4 separate regions of the Mus musculus genome follow, and regions 2, 3 and 4 are each linked to region 1. A link is a loop called in an ENCODE intact Hi-C map of the cell type or tissue named here. Cell type or tissue: left cerebral cortex. All regions are shown on one strand. Links, peaks and the distances in the headings refer to the core of each region. The heading gives the core; the rest is flanking DNA. Region 1 overlaps Gm36847 (a long non-coding RNA gene). Region 2 has its middle 19 kb from the start of Cavin3. Region 3 has its middle 7.2 kb from the start of Cnga4. Region 4 has its middle 10 kb from the start of Olfr685.

Region 1 (3,064 bases), core at 190-2,689:
CAGGAAGGCCAAGCATGGACCAAAATAGAGGGAAAAGGTGGCTCAGGGTTGGGGTGGGAATGGGACGTCCAGACACAGTTGTTTTTTTTTTTTCTTCTATCTGACTCTAATCGCTCTCATAAGTCACACGTACTTCTGACCCTGTGCTATAGCCCCAGAGGATTTGAGGTCAAAGTGGAGGCTGGTCTGTTTATCTGTGACTAAACTGGGAGGATTAGTGTCACAGGATTAGATGCATTCTGGAGAGTCATTGCTAATCTCTGTTAACACAAGCAGTCTGGGCAGGGGTAGGTGGTGCCGGCCTCCTGGGACGAAATCTCTGTGTTTACACCAATTAGATCAGTAGAGCCTATACCTCCAGAGGCCTGGACACAGCTGTGTCCTGTTTGTACCAAGGGTCTGGGGACAAGTCAGGAGTCAGAGTCCTGGAGCCTTCAACTTCTTGGGGGACCAGAAGGAATTGTAGAGCAGCTAGATGCGTGGTCTGAAGGGACCGTCTAGCTCATCACACTTGCTGGACCTTAATGAAAGATCTGCAGCCACCAAGTCCCATGTGATAGATAGGTATCAGGTCCCTACAGGAATGAGGATGGATCAAAACTGTTGAAAGTTTTAACACCTTAACATTGATAATTGGTTTTATGTTATCTTAAACAAAACTGTATCGATCATAAAACAAGTCAATAAATCATCAAGGAAGGTCAATAAAGCTTCATTTATCTCTTCAATGCTTTTCTACAAAAACTGAATTCATTAAAAAGGTGTCTTCTGTTCTATTTGGGTGTTTCTGCTTTGATGACGCCATGTGTACCTTTTTATGGATCCCGTGAAGAAACTCTTCTCTGACATTGCATCTGAGGAAGGGTCTCTGTCACTGGAGACCTGAGGGGAAATCAGAGAGGTCCAAGTGAGGGGCCCTGGCTGTGAGGGAAACCGAGGGAGGAACACCGGTCATTGAGGGGACTGTGTAAAGTACCTGGTTAACACAAGGCTTGAGGCAGCCCCCTAAGAAGTCCCCAGTCATTGAGGAGACTGAGGTCTGGGTGACCATGCTGAAGGTGGGCACCGGGCTAATGAGGAGCCTGGGCAAGATGCTCTGCTCTTTGAGGACTTAGGACAGGTCTCTGACTACTGAGGGTCCAAGGAAGAGGTCTTTTTCTAGTGGGATGGAGAAGGCTTGCAGGAGGCATTATCACCAAGGTCTGAGGGAACCCCTTATGATACCTCCCAAATCACTGTAGACAGAGCTCAGATTATCTCAGAATCTGAGAAAACATTCTACTGAGTGACATCCCCAGGGTTGCCTCAAATTCCTGCGTGTAGCCAATGGTCCTGAGTACTGAGGACAATTCTTGGGTCACTGAGTTAGGGACACTGGCAAAAGTGTGGGAACTTTGCCTCTGAGAAGGTTGGAGAAAGGCTCCAGCCACATCAGTGGTACAGATGTTAAAAGCTAAGCAAATGTCATTATTTTCTCAAATTCCCTTTCCATCTATATCATTACGAAACACCCCTTATCTTTCTGAACTGTATGGAGAACTGTTGAGACATGATTCGGGGTCTTTATTAGTGGGAAATCTAAACAAGGAAACTTCCGTTCATTTTGAGCTCCCTTTGGTGTGTGAGGACTTCCTGGTACAGGGTCCAATCGTGGGGTTTAAGGGCAGGATGAAACCATTGATCCTAAATCCACCCTAATTCATTCTCCAGCCTGCCCTGCAGGTGTTCCAATCACCAGCAGATGGCACTGCAGCGCCACACTTGGAGAGACATCTGGCTGAGGTCCCGAGGTGGGGCCCAGGTGCAAGCAGGTGAGGTGTGGGAGAGAGAGAAATTAACTGTCCCCCAGCAGACTCCCTGGAGGCAGGAAGGGATCAGGTTTGATGGCAAATCCCAAAGCACAGGCCACCCAGAGGCCAAAGCCTGCCATGACCAACAACTTAGTTGCAAAGGCAGTGTGGTTCATTTGCACCTTCAGTTGTTCATCAAGTGCATGTTTGAATTTTGATAGAATCAGTGATGAGGCCTAATGACACAAGGGTGGGTTGTTCACACGAGGAGTTCAGAGAGGTTATGCGACCATGCAACTTGGCTTTCCTTCACTGGGTTTCCTGTCTTCAAGCTGTCTCTTTGCAGGTCACCCTCCACAGGGCTACCTGAGTGAGATTTTGAAAATCCTTCCCTAACCCCCCCCCCCATATTACCACACCCCTTACTGTGTACTTCATGTTTGCACACAAAATTCTGGGACACACCGGCTTTGTCTCCCTCAGCCTTTCCTGTCCCCATTTAACGATCAGCCTGACAGAGATCCTGGCAGGCAACGGTGATAATCTTTCTTCCTGGTGACACATGCTCTCCATGGAAACCTTCACATACGGATTCTTCTGCCTCATCTATACCCGCTTGTCATCCAGACAAATTACACTGAGCTTTAACTTAAATATGGTTCCCACATGGTGGCTTTGCATAAGTCACCCTCAGCATCTTTCCTTAAAAGGTTTATTTTTTGTGTTTGAGTGTTCTACCTGCATGCATGTATGTGCACCATGTATGTGCCTGGTGCCTGCAGAGGCAAGAAGAGGGTCTTGACTCTCCTGGGCTGCAGACAGTTTTGAGATGCCATAACCTGGGTCCCTTGCAAGTGTAGCCAGTGGCTTGTTGGTTTATTTGTTTTTGAGCCAGGGTCTCTTTATGTCGGGATGTCCTTGAATTTACGATGTAGATCAGTCAGGCCTCTGCCTGCCAAGTGCTGTAATTAAAGACATATGCCACCATGCCCATCTGTAGTCAGTGTTCTTAATGATTGAGTCATCTCTCTGTTTTCTTTTAAAATTACTGTTGTTGTTTTTAGTGTGCTAGTGTGCGTGTGTGCATGTGCATGTGTGTGCATGTGTGCATGTGTGCATGTGCCAGAAGACATCTTGTGGAGTCAGGCCTCTTGTCTGCCTTCACGTGGGTTCCAGGAATCAGACTCCACTTGTCAGGTTTACATAGCAAGTGCTTTACTGACTGAGTCATCCCACTGCCTCCTTTAGCATGTTCCTTTGATACCACTTATCAT
Region 2 (3,064 bases), core at 370-2,869, 53 kb after region 1:
CCTGTCATCCAAGCACTTGGAAGGTTGAGACAGGAGGATTGCTGTAAGTTTGAGGTCATCTTTGGCTATATAGTGAATTGGAACCCAGCCTGGACTATAGAACAACTTTTGTTTCAAACAAACAAACAAACAAACAAACAAACAAAAAACAACCAAACCAAAAGCATGTCTGAGGTAAAGAGAAATGGAATGGGTGTATCTTTTCTGAATCAAAATTTACCTCTTGTGTCAGGAGCCATCATTGGACAAGCTAATAACTAGCAGGTGATCTTCCCGAGATGGTCTGCTTTGGATTATAATCGGTGACAAGGCAGAGATATCAGTGAGTGAAGCCTCCTCTGTCTCTCTGTCTCTGTCTTTCTGTCTCTGTCTCTCACACATATACACACAAGTAATTATAATTTGGGTTAAACAACAGTAACAAAATAAATGTACGGTTTATCTGAAGATAGCTGAATATTAAAGCTGTAAAGGTAATTGAAATTTCCTGAAAGCAGAGGAAATGGGTTTTAAAAAGATTTAAAAGATTCAGTAAATACAGAAAAAATAAAAAGAAGCTGAAGCACCACAGTGAGCCAGGTTATAATTCACATAAATTGTTCAGTGGAGAAAGGGTTGGGTTATTCTTGACTTTTTCCTAACTCATAGCGAGTTACCCAGTACCTATCTCTCAATAGTTTTAATATAAAAGACTGCTGAACTGTTAGCAGTGTTAAGTCAGTCAGAACAAATGTCCCATTTGCTTTAGCATCTTACAGCACAGAACCAGCGATTTCAGTTATGAAGAGGCTAATGCAGGCCTCTGCACATGGGGCATGAAGAAGAGAGGCAAACCCCCACCCAAATGTATAGAACTATTTTTTTATGGACATTTTTATGATACCTCCAATTGAGGTGCCTGCCTGTATTGATGTGACACTAGAACGGGGTACTGGAGTGTTCCCAGAACACAGGACACCCAAACTCAGAGGCAGCATCAAAACATAAGTAGAAGTGAGTGAGATGTATCAGATTATTTGCAAACTGTGAATTATTTTAGGTGAAGAGACAGAGGATAGGGGTATATAAACGTATATTTACTTTTAAAAACGGTTTAGGTATTACTTTTGTGTGTGATCGAATCTTATTGAAAGGAGTAAGAGGCATGGTGTCCATTCATTGTATGTATGCATTAGCACCACAGTGTGGACTTAGACTGGAGCTTAAAGTTACAGAAAATGTGATCTAGTTGGAGTGTTATGAGCAGGTTATGAGTTGGTGTGTCATGTGCCTGGCAGTGGATATGAAAGTAGGGAAGACTACAAGTCAGAGCCTCACGCCTGTTTGAGAGCTGTGATCTTACAGACATCGTTGGGTCACAACCACCTGAACAGATTGTTGTAACAGTCAGACCCTGTCTACAGTGCCAGGTGCGTGGATTTCTTGGCTTAGTCAGGACTCAGTAGGAGCAGCAAAGAGAGAACATGATGGCAAAAAGTACTGAGATACTCAGAGGGAGCTCAATAGCAGTACTTACAACAGAAGTACTTAAAGCCCCTAAGATTGCTGTTAGAAGGCAGAAACACTCTGGAAAACACCAGGCCTCAGGGAAAGGGGTTATGAACCACATCGAGGATTCTATATATTTCCGATTTTTTTCTGTTTAATTTAATATCATACATGTAGTGGCACATCAGCATAAAGGCAGGAGGATCAGGACTTCAGGGCCATTCTTGCCTGCTTAGTATGTGTGAGGCCAGCCTGGACTGCATGAAAACCTGTTTTTGTATCCTCCCCTAACAAGGTTGACATCATAGAGGTGGCCAAGAGAGGCAGCCAAGACTACTGAAGAAAAACCAAAATAAGATGAGCCCTGGATATCACATTCCAGCCCAGTGGAACGGGGAAGGGGGTCACAGAAATTCTTCTGCTGAGGATGGCGGTTGCATTCCAGGCACAGTTGTCCCATGTTTCTGATGTGCAGGAGAGGCTTGGAGCCTGCTGCGGATAAGCTTTTAAAGATCAAGCTATCAAGTGTATCTTGCTCTGTCTGCTCCCAAACTTGTGATGTAGACCAGGTAACCTCTGACTTAGAGTGATCTGCCTTCAGGCATGTGGAACCACACTCAACAAAGCATTCTATTTTATGAAGAAAGCAGGTGTTGATTTATTCACATCTGGAAAATAAACCAGGCATGATGACAAACACCTAAAATTTAATAGGAATATTGCTGCAAATTGGAGACCAGTTTGGGGTACATTATATTATATTCTTTCTCAAACCAAAACCAAAATAAAACTCTAGAAATGGCAGCAGTCCTCATAGACAAGAGTTTTACTCTATTCCAGCTCACCAGACTTTTCATCTTCATATTGAGCCTAGTGCCCTGTGCATACTATGCAAGCGCTCTATCACCAAGCTACAGGCCTAGTCATCAGCCTTTGACAGTATGCAGGGAACGGTTATGGGGTACACATCACCAAAAGAAGAAGAGAATGCATTGGCTCTCTTTGAGGAAAATATGATCTATCATATTACCTGCTCTTTGGGTACAAGCAGAAAGCTCAATGTTCAACAAACGTGTTTAGCATCGTATAGAGTGTATAGAGTTAGAAGAATATGAGAGCCTTACATTTGAATGCTTTTGGGGTACATAGGTTGTGTTAAGAGGAGTTGAATGACCAGAACAATGTTTGCTGAGATGTGTCAGGCCCTTTTAATACCTAAAGCAGGAAATGTACCAAGTGATTGCTGAGCAGGAAAGATACCATAAAGTTTCTGGAAAGTTCTGTGCTAAGTTGCTAGGAAAAGTATGAATCTGGGCTGCCTTAAAAGTCTAACACCATTACCTTCAAGTTCTACACTACCTGTGGTAGAGACAAATGCAAGGGCACACAGGACGGTGATTAAGTGGCTTAGTTCAAAGTAGATATTAAAAGATACATTTTGGGCAAAATCATGACAGATGTGAAAAATCACGGCTTTAATGGAGACCCATGGAGTGTCCAAACCTGGTTAGAGGATATTCCCAAGAGAGACACATTTAGCGATCTGGACATTAAAATGAATGTACAAATTGAGCTT
Region 3 (3,064 bases), core at 222-2,721, 100 kb after region 1:
GACACTTCAGCCCCAGTTACAGCACACGACCCCACAAGCACAGGCTCAGAGCTTGAGCCGTCCTGCCCAAGTAAGCCAGCCTTTCCGAGGATTAATCCCTGCTGGAACACAGCATAGCATGATGGCGACCACAGGAAAAATGTCTGAAATGGAACTAAAAGCCTTTGGGAGTGGCATTGATATCAAACCAGGAACACCTCCAATTGGTGGTCGAAGCACCACGCCAACGTCTAGTCCATTCAGGGCTACATCAACAAGTCCAAAGAGCCAGTCTAGCAAAATGAGCAGCGTTGTGTATCAGAAACAGTTCCAGTCAGCCCCCGCCACAGTGCGCATGACACAGCCGTTTCCTGCACAGTTTGCACCCCAGGCAAAGCAGAGAGCAGAGGTTCTTCAGTCCACGCAGCGGTTCTTCTCTGAACAGCAACAGAACAAACAGATAGGAGGCAAAGCCCAGAGAGTGGACAGTGATACAAGTAACCCTGAAACGCTGAGTGACCCTCCTGGCACCTGCCAGGAAAAAGTAGAAGAAAAGCCACCCCCTGCACCCACCATAACCACCAAACCTGTTAGAACTGGACCAATCAAACCTCAGGCGATCAAAACCGAAGAAACAAAATTGTAAAGGCTGTGGGATGGGTGGGTAGGGAAAGTGAAGTCAAATAATGCCAGCAGCCGCAGGGGTAAAGTGGTCTGTGACATCATCCTTTGAGACACAAGGGGCATAGAGCATTTACAGTGACAGAGCTGCTGCACAGTGAGGCTCCACAGGCTCGCACCTCCGGTGTAACATTTGCATCTTCAGTTGATTTGTATACAAGTGCGTAAACAGTCTGTAAGTGCATACAGTTTAGTCCTAAGGAGCATGAAGCACCATAGGAGGAGGAGAGCGATACCACAGAGTAGCTCAGCTGGACACTGGGTGGTCCCATGAATCCATCAGCTGTGGCTCTTCTGCTCCGTTGTGTTCTTTGGATGTGTCTATGGCATTTCTAGGCTTGAAAGTAAAATGATGCTAACTGGTGCTGGATAGAGGAGCCTTATCTTTTATTACGGCAGCTTGCTATTTTTGTAACATGGTGATTTGGTTGAACACAATAAAGTACAGTAGTAACTGAAAAAAAATCACAGTGCCCACCAATATTATTCCTTGCCCCTGAAATTCCTTGTCTTCTTGGGAATGTCTCACAGTTTTTCAAATTATGAAGCCTGGAACAGAGGGTTGTAAGAGGAGGAAGAACCTGGCGCCCTCTGCTGGCCGCATCTGGTACTGCCAGAAGAGCCCAGAGGCCATAAATTCTTGGGCCCACAGGAGCTAGACAGCTAGAGCCTCAGAACTCTCAAGGCAAAATCACAGGTAGAGGGACATGAGTGATAGATGATATTCATTATGGAGAAATTTCTATCCACCAGATGCTGGTGGGAATTCTACATTCATAAATTAATCTGCATTTTAATTTTCTAACATTTGCTCTCAATAGCGCTAAAAGATTTTGTAGAGCAGAAGCAAACCTCAAGTGTGATTGCCTACAATGACATGCTCTGTCCCACCTGCAGTATCTCAGTCCAGCTTAAAAGGTACCCCAACTTGAGTCAGGATTTTGATACCAGCTTGACAACTCCAGCTGAACCCCAAGCAAGAATCCACCCACTTGGCCTCGTGTTCTTAGAGTTTGTGTTAGGTCTTACCTCAGGTTGGATAGCCCTTCTCCCTATGAATCTGACTCCTTTTCAAGCTTCACAATTTATTTCTATATGTCTTCTAGGTCTAGTAGCCAAACACAAAGAAAGAAAGAAAGAAAGAAAGAAAGAAAGAAAGGGAGGAAGAAAGAAAGGGAGGAAGGAAGAAAGGAAGGGGAGAGAGAAAGAAAAAGAGAAAGAAAAAAGAGAGAAAGAAAGAGGGAGAGAGAGAGAAAAAGAGAGCTAGGGTAGGATGGGCAGGTAATTTTTCTGCAGGAGAATAGCTAACTGGGAAAACAGGAGAGGGTGAACACCTTGAATTTCAGCCAGTTCAAGGCATCTTGCAGTCAGGACTCTTGAGAGAAGACAGTGAGGGTCTGCGTCTGCTAGAAGCGAGAAGAGCTAAATCTCAAGAGTCCGCGATCTCAGCAGAAAAGCCCTTGGCATATTTTGACGCTCTGGGGGCAAATCTAGCAGCACACATAACGTAGGTGTGCAGATGCTTGCCCCACTCTCCCCTTCCCAGTGTAGCAGGTGCTTCCCACCTTTGTGGCTGTGTCCTTGAGATCACACTTCCTCACACTGGACAACCTTGACAGTAGGTCACAACCTTGCTTAGCTGGAATGACTTGGTCTCCCCTGGTTACCACAGTGATTGATCAAAAGCGTCACATTGCTCTCTGTGAAGGAAGGAGCTTGAATTGCTTTAGCCCCAAATCTGGTATTATAACTGAATGAATGAACACGTAAATAAATATAAAAATAATTAGATGTAGGTTCCATTTTATTCATGTGAGTTAGGTTTCCTTCGATGTGACTTAAGAGCCCTATAATTTGGGGTTTGTTATTTAATCCCATAGCTTCATTTTCTGCACTTCAACATGAAGATAGTACCGATATCCTTCTCATATGGCTGTAATGATGAATTGAGACAATACATGTGGTCCAGACCCTGGCGTAAAGTAACTTCTCAACAAATCAAATCTATTCTCAGTTGCTCTATGGGCTGCAGTTTCCTGCTCTGGAGAGAATGAGCATAATAGTAAACTTCCTAACATCATTATGAGAACCAAAAATATATTATGTGTATAGCAGTCATGAATGCCTCCTTAATGACATAAGAAATACAAATATCTTGGGTTTTGCCAATTTCATTAACGTTTCTAACCATCCAACTTACAGGGGATTTTATCTCTGTTGTATTTTATGGCTTTCTGTCTGTTTTCTCTTCCCTGACTTAGGGCAGAGTCTATGGTGTTCTGACAGAGCCAGCTGGGATGTGCCTCGTGTAGGCTTACACACCGTCACAGGGTACATTCGGAGACTCCAGTGCTTCGAGACACTGTGGTCAACCTCTAGTTTCCACAAACACTCAACTCTGAGT
Region 4 (3,064 bases), core at 252-2,751, 340 kb after region 1:
CTCTTACAATCTGGTTCACAGCCCACCCCTCCTTCTTTCAAAAGAAGTTTCAGGTAGAAGAAAGGACTCTACTTTAGAAGTCTCCATGGGAAAGTTCTCTCATGAATTCAAGATTAGTTTTTCTGTAATATCTCTCTGCTCATCTATTTTTTTTCTTTTTTCATCCAGTGTAGTCATTCACATTCTTTCAAGTAACAATGATACTTTTATTTTCTGCAGAGTGCACACCTATAATTTGCAGAAACAATCCACTTGGCTGGGTGTGGTGATTTATGGCTATAATCCCAACATTTGAGAGGCTGGGGCATGAGGAGAACGAGTTCTAAGTCAGCCTAGCATTCACACTGAAACCTTGTCTTCAAAAACAACAAAGACCAGCCAAACACACCCCTATCAAAAAACAAACAAAGCCAACAAAACAAAAACTCCAAAACAAAACAAAAATCAACAGTAACAAAAGCAGCCAAACATACAGTCAGCCCTCCATCCTACCCTAGAGATCACATCCTGAAGGTGCCTATGACTGTGTGCATGACAAGAAATACATTAACCTGTGCTACTCTGTGTTGGATGGAATGCTTTTGTTAGAACAAGTTGAGAAAGATCGGATTATGTGGTTCTTCAGCGAATTCTTGCCTGATACATCCTAGATGCTATTTACATGCCAACTGATACAGTCAACCCAGTTTTAGAAGTTTGAAATTACGTTTTACAGTGTGAAACACAGCAGTAACTTCAGGGTTTGCCTCCTTCTTTCAGTTTTTCTGACTTTCATGCTCAAATGTTAAATACCACAGAAATGGACTTTAACAAAGTTGGACGACAAGTGATGCCATTGGGTATCACTCAGTTTTCCCACAAGTTACCGGTCTCAGTGAAGATGGTTGACGGAGCAAGCCAGACAATTAGACAGGCCCAGAAGCAAACTCACATACAGGTAAAGATGACAGGGAATGCAGATGAAGAAAAGAGTTGCTTGTTTTGAGGTTCCTACACTATGATATTGTTCTAGCAGAAGCCTTTGAACACTCTGTTGAGTAGATAAAATGAAGTAAAATTTCAAATTGGTGATATATAGAAAATTTGTAAATATCTTTTGAAGGAATCTATAATGTATGTATGTATGTATGTATGTATGTATGTATCATCTATCTATCTATCTATCTATCTGATGTGTGTGTGTCTGTGTGTGTGTATGTGTGTGTGTGAGTGTGTGTGTGCACATCCAAGTGGAAGCCATAAGAGGGTATGGGATCTGCAGTTACAGGCGATTGTGAACTCCAATCTTTAGAAAGAGCAGGAAATGCTTTTAGCCTCTGAATCATCTTTCCAGGCTCCACATTTTGTCACTTAACAGGAAATCTATGAGAGGTCTCTTTGCTAATACAGGCTGACTGTGACAACAAAGTTTGGAATGTCAAAGTTGTACAGCCAATAGGAGTAAGCAATAGCATTATTGCAAGGAAGAAGACTCTTCATTATTGGCAAGGCAACAGTGCCTTCGTGTGGCTATGATTGAGAATAACAGTAAGGAGCGAATTATAGTTCTGCACTGCTATTTCATGTTTGAAAGTCGGCTGACAATTCTGTTTCAGCAGTCACTGAGGGATTTCTAAAACCTATGTGTGGGCCAGTCACTTCATGAAGATTCTGTACTTCCTACTTATAACGCATATGGGGCTTTTAGTGGTTAATTCAATAGATCAAAAACAATAAAACACATGCTCTGATTTTCTTTCCTTGGTGACATTTAAAGCTAATATCAAACCAAATCATATTAGTCAAGCCTTCACCAGGGCAGTATAAACTCTTGGTATTTAACAATCTATTACTTTATCAATATCTGTATATATATATAAATGAAATACATAATAAGTTTATTTGTTCATTTAACTATAGAAACAGTGTGTTACTATGAAACCTGGCATTAACTATATAGCTCAGGTAGTTCTTAAAATTGGTATCCTCATGTTTCCCAAGTTTTAGATCTAAGGATATATGCCATCATTTGTAGCTACAATTACATCAATTTAGTTCATCATCTATAGCTAAGTATTATTTATTGATTTTTAAAAACATGGTTAGTTGCTTATAGATAAGCTACTTTTAGAAGGATTTATGGGCAAAATAGCCTGTAAAACTCCCATCAGAGAAGCAAGCAGGCTGATACAGATGTTCACCTCTCATTTTGCTCCCCCAGATCCAAGGGCCCAGTCTCATTACTACCTCTACAGCAGAGCACCTACTTTCCTCTCTGACCTTATCCCAAATGGATCAGAAGGCTCTTCTCCCCCAAATCATTACATTACCTCAGCTTTCAACACCAGCAGGCATCCCCTGGGAATACACCAGTTGAGCAAGCCAGATATGCTAACTGAAGGCCTTTATCAATCCCTCTATCCTTCCGAATTCAATCCTCTAGTCTCATCCCTAACTCTTCAGTGGAACACCTGCTGCAGCCTTCCTTCCCTCACTGCCCACATCTGTAGATTCCACAGATCATCCTTTCCTAACCCCCCTTCACCACTAATTGCTTTATCCCAGCACCACCTGTAGCAGGCACACCCTGCTAACTCCCCTAGCCACTCCTACTAGAGAAGCAGACAGGTTGTCTTCAGATCTTCCCCTCTCCTACTATTTCTCAAGATCCAAATCCCAGTCTCATCCCAAGCTCTATGGCAGGCCTTCTGGAGTGACTTATTTTATTCTTTACCCCCATTACAAGGAGGCTAACTGAGCAGATCTTGGTGGAACACTCTGCTTTCTTCTCTCCTGTGAATGCCCTCAGATCCTATCCTAGAACCATTCCTAAGCGTCAACACCCAATATCCAGAAACACATTGTACCTGGAGCCCCTGGTGGTCATGCCTGTCAGGTCCACAGAAAAATTTCTAACAGGCATCATACAGCTACCACATCCACCTAAAATCCAGAGAAGAAACAGAAACCAAGGAACCAAACAGCATCCAACAAAGACAAAATGTGCTATCTGCACATAAACCTATAATCACCCCAATCCCAGATGCCAAATGTGAACATAAAAACACATTCAATAACGTCCAGG

Evidence for each region. Peaks named below come from ENCODE experiments on the same cell type or tissue, not always from the same donor. Only the 100,000 strongest peaks of a DNase experiment are listed, where the experiment ranks them.
Region 2: it touches region 1 in a loop (4-fold over the local background); 12 of 42 quality-filtered maps call a loop at or near these places.
Region 3: a loop joins it to region 1, with 6 times the contacts of the local background. A loop is called at or near these places in 27 of 42 quality-filtered maps.
Region 4: a loop joins it to region 1, with 7 times the contacts of the local background. A loop is called at or near these places in 17 of 42 quality-filtered maps.

What each region holds. Positions count from the first base shown.
Region 1 is chr7:105,514,057-105,517,120 of GRCm38, reverse strand. Gm36847 (a long non-coding RNA gene) reads right to left here. Exons shown (of 3, transcript XR_378395.4): 2 at 812-882. Among named protein-coding and RNA genes, the nearest start is that of Gm36847, 33 kb to the right of the region's middle. In left cerebral cortex, for the core only: a CTCF peak has its summit at 1,739 (motif pointing right); DNase peaks (open chromatin) are centred at 1,789, 1,965 and 2,359; H3K27ac peaks cover 1,127 bases.
Region 2 is chr7:105,461,368-105,464,431 of GRCm38, reverse strand. No RefSeq gene overlaps it. Among named protein-coding and RNA genes, the nearest start is that of Cavin3, 19 kb to the left of the region's middle. In left cerebral cortex, for the core only: no CTCF peak of the experiment used is centred there; a DNase peak (open chromatin) is centred at 1,339.
Region 3 is chr7:105,410,274-105,413,337 of GRCm38, reverse strand. It overlaps the pseudogene Gm4972. Among named protein-coding and RNA genes, the nearest start is that of Cnga4, 7.2 kb to the right of the region's middle. In left cerebral cortex, for the core only: a CTCF peak has its summit at 1,271 (motif pointing left); a DNase peak (open chromatin) is centred at 1,257.
Region 4 is chr7:105,169,368-105,172,431 of GRCm38, reverse strand. No RefSeq gene overlaps it. Among named protein-coding and RNA genes, the nearest start is that of Olfr685, 10 kb to the left of the region's middle. In left cerebral cortex, for the core only: a CTCF peak has its summit at 1,505; a DNase peak (open chromatin) is centred at 1,490.